Regions from separate parts of the Mus musculus genome. Here region 1 is linked to region 2. A link is a contact called in ENCODE Hi-C or POLR2A ChIA-PET data. All regions are on one chromosome and are shown on one strand. Each heading gives the region's core, a stretch centred on a gene start or an enhancer-like site at or near the end of the contact. The rest is flanking DNA. Distances are from core to core; before and after follow the strand shown.

Region 1 (4,359 bases), core at 375-2,874, 44 kb after region 2:
GTGTCTGAAGACAACTACAGTGTACTTACATATATAATAAATAAAATCTTTAAAAAAAAAATAATTAGGGGTTTTTTTTGTTTTGTTTTGTTTTGGTTTTTGGAGACAGGGTTTCTCTGCGTAGCCCTGGCTGTCCTGGAACTCACGCTGTAGACCAGGCTGGCCTCGAACTCAGAAACCGCCTGCCTCTGCCTCCCAGGTGCTGGGATTAAAGCTGTGGGCCACCACACCTGGCTCCCTTTTTCCTTTTCTTTTGGTGCTGGGAATTGAACCCATGGACAAGAAGACATTACTCTAACCACTGCTCTACATTCCCAGCCTCTAAATTATCTTTAAATTAACATACAAAGCAATGCATATCATTTTGGCATTCTTATACATATAGGCCATTATACTTGGTCCAAGTCCTCTCCCTCTGAGAGCCACACTGCCCCAACCTCCAAACAGCCAAACCTCTCACTTCATTTCATATTCCACTAACCTTTCTATCCTGCAGACCTCCTTTGTTCCCACATGGTCCCATGTTTTCACAACCAACACACACCAACACATACCTACGTCGAGATTCCTCATAAGAGAAAATGTGCTATTTATCTTAATATGGCTTATTTTGAGTATCGTCCACTTTGCTACAAATGTCGAGACTTCATTTTTGGATAAGCCAGTCCAGGTCGTGGGAGGGAGTATCTGAACCAAGAATCAAACTCTTAGCTGGCCGAGAGGTGTGTAAGCCCGCACTTGGGAGGCTGAGGCAGGGGGACCTTGTCTCAAGAAACAAAGAAGATTCTATCCCTTCCCTTTTCTTCCCTCAACTGGGAAACTGGTTTGGGGATTGTTCCTGCCAGTTTATAGTTCTGAACACCTCTCCCCCAAGCTTTAAAGCCACCGGTCGTGCACAACTGAAAGCAGTTCGTAAAGACACAGCACAGTATTTGAACACTATGACCTTCCAAGTAATAAACGGCCCGCTTTTACTATGATGAAGATCGAACCAAGCAAGTCACTCCGGCTAAAACACCCTCCATTACTTTGACATTACATTGTTCTAGTGTCATCTTCAGCGATCTCTCCTGGAACAAAGCATCAACAAGTTTCAGTTTCCCTCTCCTTGGGTCCCACCGGGCTAAGCTCAAAGTACCCTGAGGCTCAACTTCCTCGTCCCTCGTCCCGCAGAAAACCTTTCACGAGTGGAGGAGACGGGGGAGCAGCGCCCCGGAGGAGGCGCTCCAGCATCTGTAGGGCTCGGTCGGGATCTAAGATGCACATTCCACCAGGATCCGGTCCCACGCACGGTGGCCCTGGAGGGGCGTGGGTCCCCACCTCCTCTCTCGGATTGGCTCGCCGCAGCGGTGTACCGCCCCTCCTTCCCCGCCACCCCCCAGTCACTCACCCTCGGTTTCCCCCTGAGCCTTCATCCTGACAGCGGGGAGGTCTTGGGTCCGCCACGAGCCGGGGAGCCTTTCCCCGCCACTCAGAGGGGAACCAAGTTAGCCTGGGCTCCGGGGAAGCGGCGCACCAGCGGCCCCGACTCTTCCGGGGAAGGCTCAGTCTGAAGTCCCCGGCGGCAAGAAGAGAAGGGTGCTCGCGGCCGCCGCCATCTTCCCCAACGGAACTTCCCAAAGATCGCGAGATTAATCGTGTTCCTGTGAGACGGAGGAAGAAGGAACCGCACCAAAGTCTCGCGGAGGTTGGCTGATTTCGTCCTCCCCGCAGGATCTCTAGCAGGCCCGGCTCCGATTGGCTCAGAATTCACACCTTGGCGTCTAAGGGTGTGTGCCCAGAGTTGACATCTCTCTGAAAGTTTATGTTTGCATCCCGACAGTTACACAATTTGTAAATTAAAAGCGTTAGCTCTTCCGTCCCGCGGTGGTGGCGGCTCAAGCCTTTGATCCCAGCAGACAGGCGGAACTCTGAGTTCGAGGCCAGCCTGGTCTACAGTGTGAGTTCCAGGACAGCCATGGCTACACAGAGAAACCCTGTCTCAAACGAAACAAAATGTTTGCTCTTTGAGCACCTGGAAAAGTGGCACACTCCTATAATCCCAATGAGGAAGGGGATAGTGAAAACCGGTCCTTACAAAATAATCTCTACTGAAAGATTTCCAGTGAGTTTTAGTGTTTGGGTGTTTAGAGTTTGCCTGGTGGTGGCGCACACCTTTAATCCCAGCGCTCTGAAGGGAGAGGCAGGTAGATCTCTGAGTATGAGGGCAGCCTGGTCTACAAAGTTTCTGGACAGCCAAGGCTACAGAGAAACCTTGCCTGGACAAAAACAAAACAAAACAACAAAAAAGTAAGATTTGTAAGATGACAAGACTTGTAACTCACCAGCAACATACCTGATTAGCATGTCTGAAGTCCTGGGTTTAATTCCTAGAGAAAGTGGGAAGGTGAAATTTCCTGAAGAACCAGAAGCAGTTATGTTGTTTAAAAAAAAGAAAGAAGGGGCTGGAGAGATGGCTCAGTTAATTTAAGAGCACCGACTGCTCTTCAGGAGGTCCTGAGTTCAATTCCCAGCAACCACATGGTGGCTCACAACCATCTGTAATGAGATCTGACTCACTCTTCTGGAGTGTCTGAAGACAGGTACAGTATATATATATACACACACACACACACATACATATACACATATACACGCATACATACATATATATATAATAAATAAAAGAAAAAGAAAGGAACTAGGGAGGCAGAGGCAGGCAGATTTCTGAGTTGGAGGCCAGCCTGGTTTACAGAGTGAGTTCCAGGACAGCCAGGGCTACACAGAGAAACCCTGTCTCGAAAAACCAAAAAAAAAAAAAAAACCCAAAAAACAAAACAAACAAACAAACAAAAACAAAACAAAAAAAGAATGACTTCACACACACAAAGAAGATGATTTTTGGAAAACATTATCATCGTTTACCATGTTGAGCTTGGCTCTGTACAGAAATTAACAGTATATTGATCTAAATTGAGCTTAATTTGTTTCCCATTTGTACAGAGGTAATGCACAATTTATAGTAAATAAATAAGGACTTAACCTATATCAAGCACAGAAACTGTTAAAGTAATATCTAAAATTCTTAAAAAGAGGACCGCAGTACTTTAGGCTTTTGTTGCTGTTTGTCTTATTGGTTTTGAGACAGGGCTCCTGTAGCTCTGGCTGCTCGGGGCCTGGATGCATGGTCAGACTGGCCTGACTTCACAAAGATCCACCGGCTTCCTCATCCTGCTTATGTTCAGCACCACAGCACCTACACTCCAGTACTGGTGCTTTTTACACACCCTGGAAGCAAGTCTAACCTATTTCATTCAGTTTTATACATTTTATAAGACTACATAGGATTTTAGGTTAGAGAACTTTTTTTTTTCTGATTCTACTATGTATTATCATTGATTTTTATAACACCAGTGAAAACACACGTTTAACTTACTCTCTACAATATGAATCACAAAAAACATCTTCAGTCAATGTCTTGATAAATCTTCACAAACACAATTTCTGTAATTCTGAGACGTTCATGACCTCTGGAAACAATCAGAATAAACTTCAACAGTGAGTAAAAGATCTGATCTTAGTGTAGTTCATTTGTTCTTTCTTTCTTTCTTTCTTCCTTTCTTTTTTTTGAGACATGGTTTCTCTCTGTAGCCCTGGCTGTCCTGGATCTTGCTCTGTAGGCCAGGCTGGCCTCCTACTAAGGGATCCTCCTGCCTCTGCCTAGAGTGCTGGGATTAAAGGGTGTGCCACTGCTGCCTAGGTTGTGTCGAATACTTTCAATCGCAGAACTCTGGAGACAGAGGTAGGCAGATTTGTGACAGAGAGGCCAGCATGTCTACACACCAAGTTCTAGACCAACCAGATTCATGTAGAGAGACCTGGTCTCAAAAAAAAATTTTTTTAATGGATATGAGTGCTCTATCTGTGTGTATACCTGCATGCCACAGAGGGCATCATATCACATTATAGATGATTATGAACCACCATGTGGTTGCTAATTGAACTCAAGACCTCTGGAGGAGCACCCAGTGCTCTTAAACACTGGGCGATCTATCTCTGCAGCCCTCAAAAAAAAAAAAAATTTTTTTAAAATGCTATTCAGGCTTTTAATCCCAGCACTGCTGAGGCAGAGACAGGGAGACTCAAGGCTAGCCTGGTCTACAAAGTGAGTTCCAGGACAGCCAGGGCTACATAGTGAGATGTCTCCAACGAACCAACCAAAGGCTAGTCAAACATTTCCCAAAGCCATCCTAACAGACAGCATGGTTCACAAAAGCAGAACCAGCAGCACACATTTAGTAAGAAGAGATCTTTGTGAATATCTGGAAACGGTCTTAGTGTGCTTTTGTATTTGTGATGTGTGTAGGGATGCTACTGTGT
Region 2 (4,843 bases), core at 2,233-4,732:
CTACCACATGGTGGCTCACAACCACCTGTAACTCCAGTTCCAGGGGATCCCACGCCACTCTCTTACCTCTGCGGGCACCAGGTAGGCATGAGGTACAAACATGCATGCAGGCAAAACAATCACACACATAAAATAAAGTGTATCTTTAAAGTACTTTAATGAAATAAATAAATAAATAAATAAATAAATAAATAAAAACCAACCCTACACACATGCACACAAAGCAACAGAGCTAGGAACATCAAAGTTTGACATCTCCGGATCTCTTATTCTCTACCCTGAAGTCACCTGCCTTTGGCTTTACACAGATGCTGCAGGTTTGGCTTATATAACCAGTGATCTCGCTTTAATTTTTTTTTTCCTTCAGGGGCAACTTGGGAGGACACACAGCTTGAACGGGGAGGGGTCTCACGCTATAGCTCAGGCTGGCCTGAAACTCACTGTGTAAACCAGACTGATTTGGAACTGGGGACAAATCCTCTTCAGTCTCCCAAAAGCCAGGATTACAGTTCCCAGCCACTAGGCTCCGTTTAACGTAAAAGCTTTTCTGCATCTCTGGCTCTGAGAGCAAGATATAGAGCATGTGGCCTCTGATCTCAGCATTCAAAAGTACACAGAAGAAAGTGTCCCCAAACTGGACACTGGTACATGCCTGGAATGTCAGCACTGAGAGACAGCAGTAAGAGCCTTGCTCACGGTTCCAGGCCACTTTGGGCTAAACAGAGATTTGTCTCAAAAAAAAAAAAAAATGGGTGAGGAATATTGCTAGTAGAATCTTGTGCTGTGTCCCCAGTACCTCAAACACAAAACGAAACCATTCTAAGAGAACATTAAAACAGTCTTCATAAAGAGAAGGCTACGGGTATGGTGGCACACGCCTTTAATCCCAGCACTCGGGAGGCAGAGACAGGCAGATTTCTGAGTTCGAGGCCAGCCTGGTGTACAAAGTGAGTTCCAGGACAGCCAGAGCTTTATACAGAGAAACCCTGTCTCGAAAAACAGAGAGAGAGAGAGAGAGAGAGAACGCTATAATGCATCAAGCATGCAAAGATTTAAGTCCCTCATCTTAAGGTGGGGCAAGAGTCTTTCACTTGTATTAGTCATGATCACGATTTGAAATTAGCTATTATTTTTGTACTCATTTCCAGATCTCACAAAAAAGTCTCATTCTGTGATAAGCTACTTAGAAATAATCAGCCCCCTGTAAAGGATTCTCTTAGTTCTGAGGATTTTTCTTTTGTTTTTATTTTCAAACAGAATTTCTCTATGCATCCCGACTGTCCTGGAACTCTCCATGTACATTAAACTGGACTGGAATAGGCAGAGATCTGCCTGCCTCTGACTCTTGAGTGCTGCGCTTAAAGGTGTGCAAAAGAGAGCCTGGCAGGTTTGAGTATTTAGAAATTCATGAAGCAAGCAGGACAGTGTGGCACATGCTTTTAATCCCAGCACTCCAGAGGCAGAAGCAGGCAGCTCACTGAGTTTGAGGCCACCCTGGTTTACAGAGCAAAGTTCCACAACAGCCAGGGCTAACACAAAGAAACCCTATCTCAAAACAAAACAACAAAAAAACCCTAAAAACTAAAAATAAAAGCTGAAACAAACCCAAGCAGCAGAGGACAGCGGCTCACATCTAGGACGCTAACTAGCACCTGGGAGGTGGAGGAAACCACCTCAAACTCACTATGGCTTTAACGCACAAATGAGGATCTGTCAGGCTTTCCTCAGTCCTCACCCCAAATGGGAAATTCTCCACTCGGAATAGCAAGTCGGTCAAGAACTATCGAAGTTTTGGACTCTTCCTTTTGAACTCTTTTGGGTAACCCTAAACTGTCAGGTGTCCAGGTAGTAATTTCAATGGTAAAGACTTTCACAGTAGTACTGAACTTGAAACCACCATAAATTATTCTCTTTGGCGGCTCCACTTTAGAGCAATACAACATTTTACATAGGCAGTTTTTATTATTATGCCTCTCCCCCAACCCACCATTAAGTTACAAATGAAAACTCTAATGTAACCAATGAAGTTCTCCACTCCTCACTGCGACTTGGCATACTAAGTCTGAATTTACAGTCTCTCCACAGCTCTCCCTCCTACCTTAACTTTATAACTATAAATACTTTTTCAAGAAATACTAAGACTATACAGAAGTTTCGCCCCTAGGTGAGACTTTCACCCGAAGCCCACAAACTTTTTGTCTCAAATTTATCTTTTAAAGGGAGCTGAAGGGAAACACTGGGTGTTAAAAATACAACAAGAGAGAGGAGACAGGAAGCCAGCAAGTGAGATGAACACTGAGCCTGGGCCCAGCACAGGTCAGTCAGCCTGAGCCTCTGCCAGAAAAGGCCAGGTAACATTTTCTCTTGTGTAAGTTTCTTTGTCTCTCGGCCTACCAATGAAACCTCCAGCACATCTCCAAACTACTGTATTTCATTTCACCAGTACTTAGGATACTTCCCAAAGGAATCCCTTTCTCAGTCGTGAACTCGCTTTTAAAGATCTTTCTGACTATGTACGGTTCCATTCCAAGACTACAAACCTCCTTTTCAGAGGACAAACTTAAGACAAAACAAAAAAACAAAACAAAACAAACCAGGAATGGGTTCTCCGAAGGCTCTCAGACCTTCCTCGCATTCTCGGAACAGATATCTAAGTTCCCAATAAACAATGAACCACAAAAGTATTAGACTACACGGGGAAGAGGAAGTATTAGAATATCCAAACAGCACGAAAACCCCACAGTCGCCTCTATCGTCCCAGTTTACTACCACCCCCAACTTCCTACTTCCACCGAGGACTAATCGATTCCCGCTCGGGTGGAGATTCACGAAGGCAGCAGGCGCTGGCCAGTCGGGGACTGAGTGCTTTCACTGCGTGGTGGAAGGAGGCTAGCCAAGGGCTGGGCAGAGAATGGGAAGCTGGGTGTTATGGGGGAGGGGGGATTTAGGGCGCCAGGGCTAATCCCGGCCAGGGCCCGCGGGTGGAAGGGGCAGCAGGCGAACCTCCCGGAAGGCGAGGCAAGCCGGTGCGCGGGGCTTGCGGGTCGCAAGCAGGGGAGGACGCCGGCGGCCGCATCGGGGGCGGGTGGCGGGCCGCACAAGGGAGGAGGCTCCGGTCGAGCTACTGTTTGGGGTGCGAGAGCTGGCCTTCGCCGCCGCCCGAGACCCCTCCGAGCTCACACCTCAAACCTGCTCTTGGTCACTCCGTTCACGTCCCTCCTCATGGGGCCGGCGGGTGCGGCCCGGGCAGGGCGCTGCGGCGTGCGGAGTGCAAAGATAGGGGCCAGGGCAGGCCCCGGAGTTCCGGGAGCGGGAGGCGGCGGCGGCAGCAAGGCGAGGCTCGCCCGGCCGACGCGGAGGAGCGACCGCTCGAGTCCCGCGGGGGCCTCCACCACCGCCCGCGGCGTCCGCGGCCGCGACGACTGCCAGTCGCTAGCTCGGTCCTCTCCAAAGCCTCAACTTCAACCCAAAACAAAAACACTCCCCACCTGCCAGCAACGCCGCTCCTCATTGGGCAGAGCCGCCCGGGCCTCGGAACGTCGGGGGAGGGGAGGAGCGCTCGGCGGCGGCGGCGCGAGCCCACCCCTCCCCCACCCGGCGCAGCCCCGGACGGTGAGCCCGCGAGCGCCTGGAACGTGGGGTGACCGGGCGCCAGCCCACCAGGACAAGGAGAAGCAGGGAAGTGCCCAAGTGCGCGCCTGCTTCGGTGCGCGCGCGGGCGTGGGGGGGGGGGGCACGGTGTGTGTGCTGTGGGGCGGGTGCGAGTGCGCGCGTGCCCGCGGACCGGCGAGAAGAGCAGAACAGGGACAGGAACATCACCGGATCCCCTCCAGCACTGCGAGGGCTCACTGGCACGTAGCGACCCACGCGGAACCTGAGCTTTCAGCCTAGGGTCCCCAGCTCTGATCTGATCACTTCCCCGGCGGCCTGAGCTGGCACCCACGTCTTTCTGACCACCCAGCTCCCGTCCTCTATCACTCACTGTCGCCTTGAACCCAAAGTGCAGCAGGCGGTCCCTGCTCGGAGCCATTTTCCTCCTCTTTCTAGACGTCTCTAGGTTGGGGCAGTGCCGCCGCCGCTGCCGCCGTAGGTGCTGCCGCCGCCTCCCCCACCCCGGTGAATTGCATTACGGGGTGCTGCAGGGAGGCCTGGGGGGCCCCTGCGGGGCGGATGGCTCTCAGTGCCAGGCTCCAGAAGGCAGGAGCTGGTTGCGCTAAGAGGAGGACGTAGCGCCAGCTCTGCACAGGAGCTGGCAGCGAGGCTACACCTCGGGATCAGGGGGTGCAATGCCCCAGCCCAGTACCCATTCCTTGGGCCGGGGGAGGGGCTGGCGTCAATCGGGTGGGGGCGGGCAAGGCACAAGGGCCATTGGCGTCCCCGCCCCTCCGGCCGCTGGCGCCCAATGGGCTGCAGCGGCTGCTCACCCTCCAATCGGAGAGCTGGTTCGTGAGAGCCACGGCGTGACGCCATTTCGGCGGGAGAAACAAGCATGTAGGAGCGAGTAGGCGGGGGCGGTTGCCCATAGGAAACTCTTCCATTGGATTTCGCTCCTAGTATAAAAGGTAGTCTGTCATCTTTTTGTTAACTCCAGCCTTCAAGACTTCCAAAATCTATGACCTATTTTCCACGAATTATGAAACAACCGAGAGTGAAATTGCTCCGTCAGAGACATTACAAAATGTACCAAACCTGAAATATTAAAAACTACCATAAATCCCAGCCGTCCTAATTAGACCTTAATACTGCTTCCAATTTTATGCTCAAAGCAATTACGAGTTTGTCGTCAGACCTTTTCTACTTAGTTTTAGAACTTGAAAAAGATGAACTTTTAAGAGCAAAAGTG

What was found. Hi-C counts contacts between places; a loop is a spot of excess contacts on that map. ChIA-PET counts read pairs that join two places held with the same protein, here RNA polymerase II (POLR2A).
Region 1: a loop to region 2 is called in a map of CH12.LX, with 2.6 times the contacts of the local background. The contact joins the promoter of Med1 here to the promoter of Fbxl20 in region 2. A Hi-C loop is called at or near these places in 4 of 37 maps with a recorded cell type or tissue (CH12.LX, T-helper 1 cell, gastrocnemius and 1 more). POLR2A ChIA-PET finds 5 or more read pairs at or near these places in 4 of 5 experiments (Patski and embryonic stem cell).

The regions. Positions count from the first base shown.
Region 1 is chr11:98,191,669-98,196,027 of GRCm38, forward strand. It overlaps Med1 (mediator complex subunit 1), which reads right to left and starts at 1,625. Exons shown (of 17, transcript NM_001080118.1): 1 at 1,391-1,625. The coding sequence starts at 1,415. It overlaps Gm38963 (a long non-coding RNA gene), which reads right to left. Exons shown (of 4, transcript XR_880193.2): 3 at 3,416-3,509; 4 at 2,268-2,369.
Region 2 is chr11:98,146,134-98,150,976 of GRCm38, forward strand. It overlaps Fbxl20 (F-box and leucine-rich repeat protein 20), which reads right to left and starts at 3,483. Exons shown (of 15, transcript NM_028149.1): 1 at 3,183-3,483. The coding sequence starts at 3,224.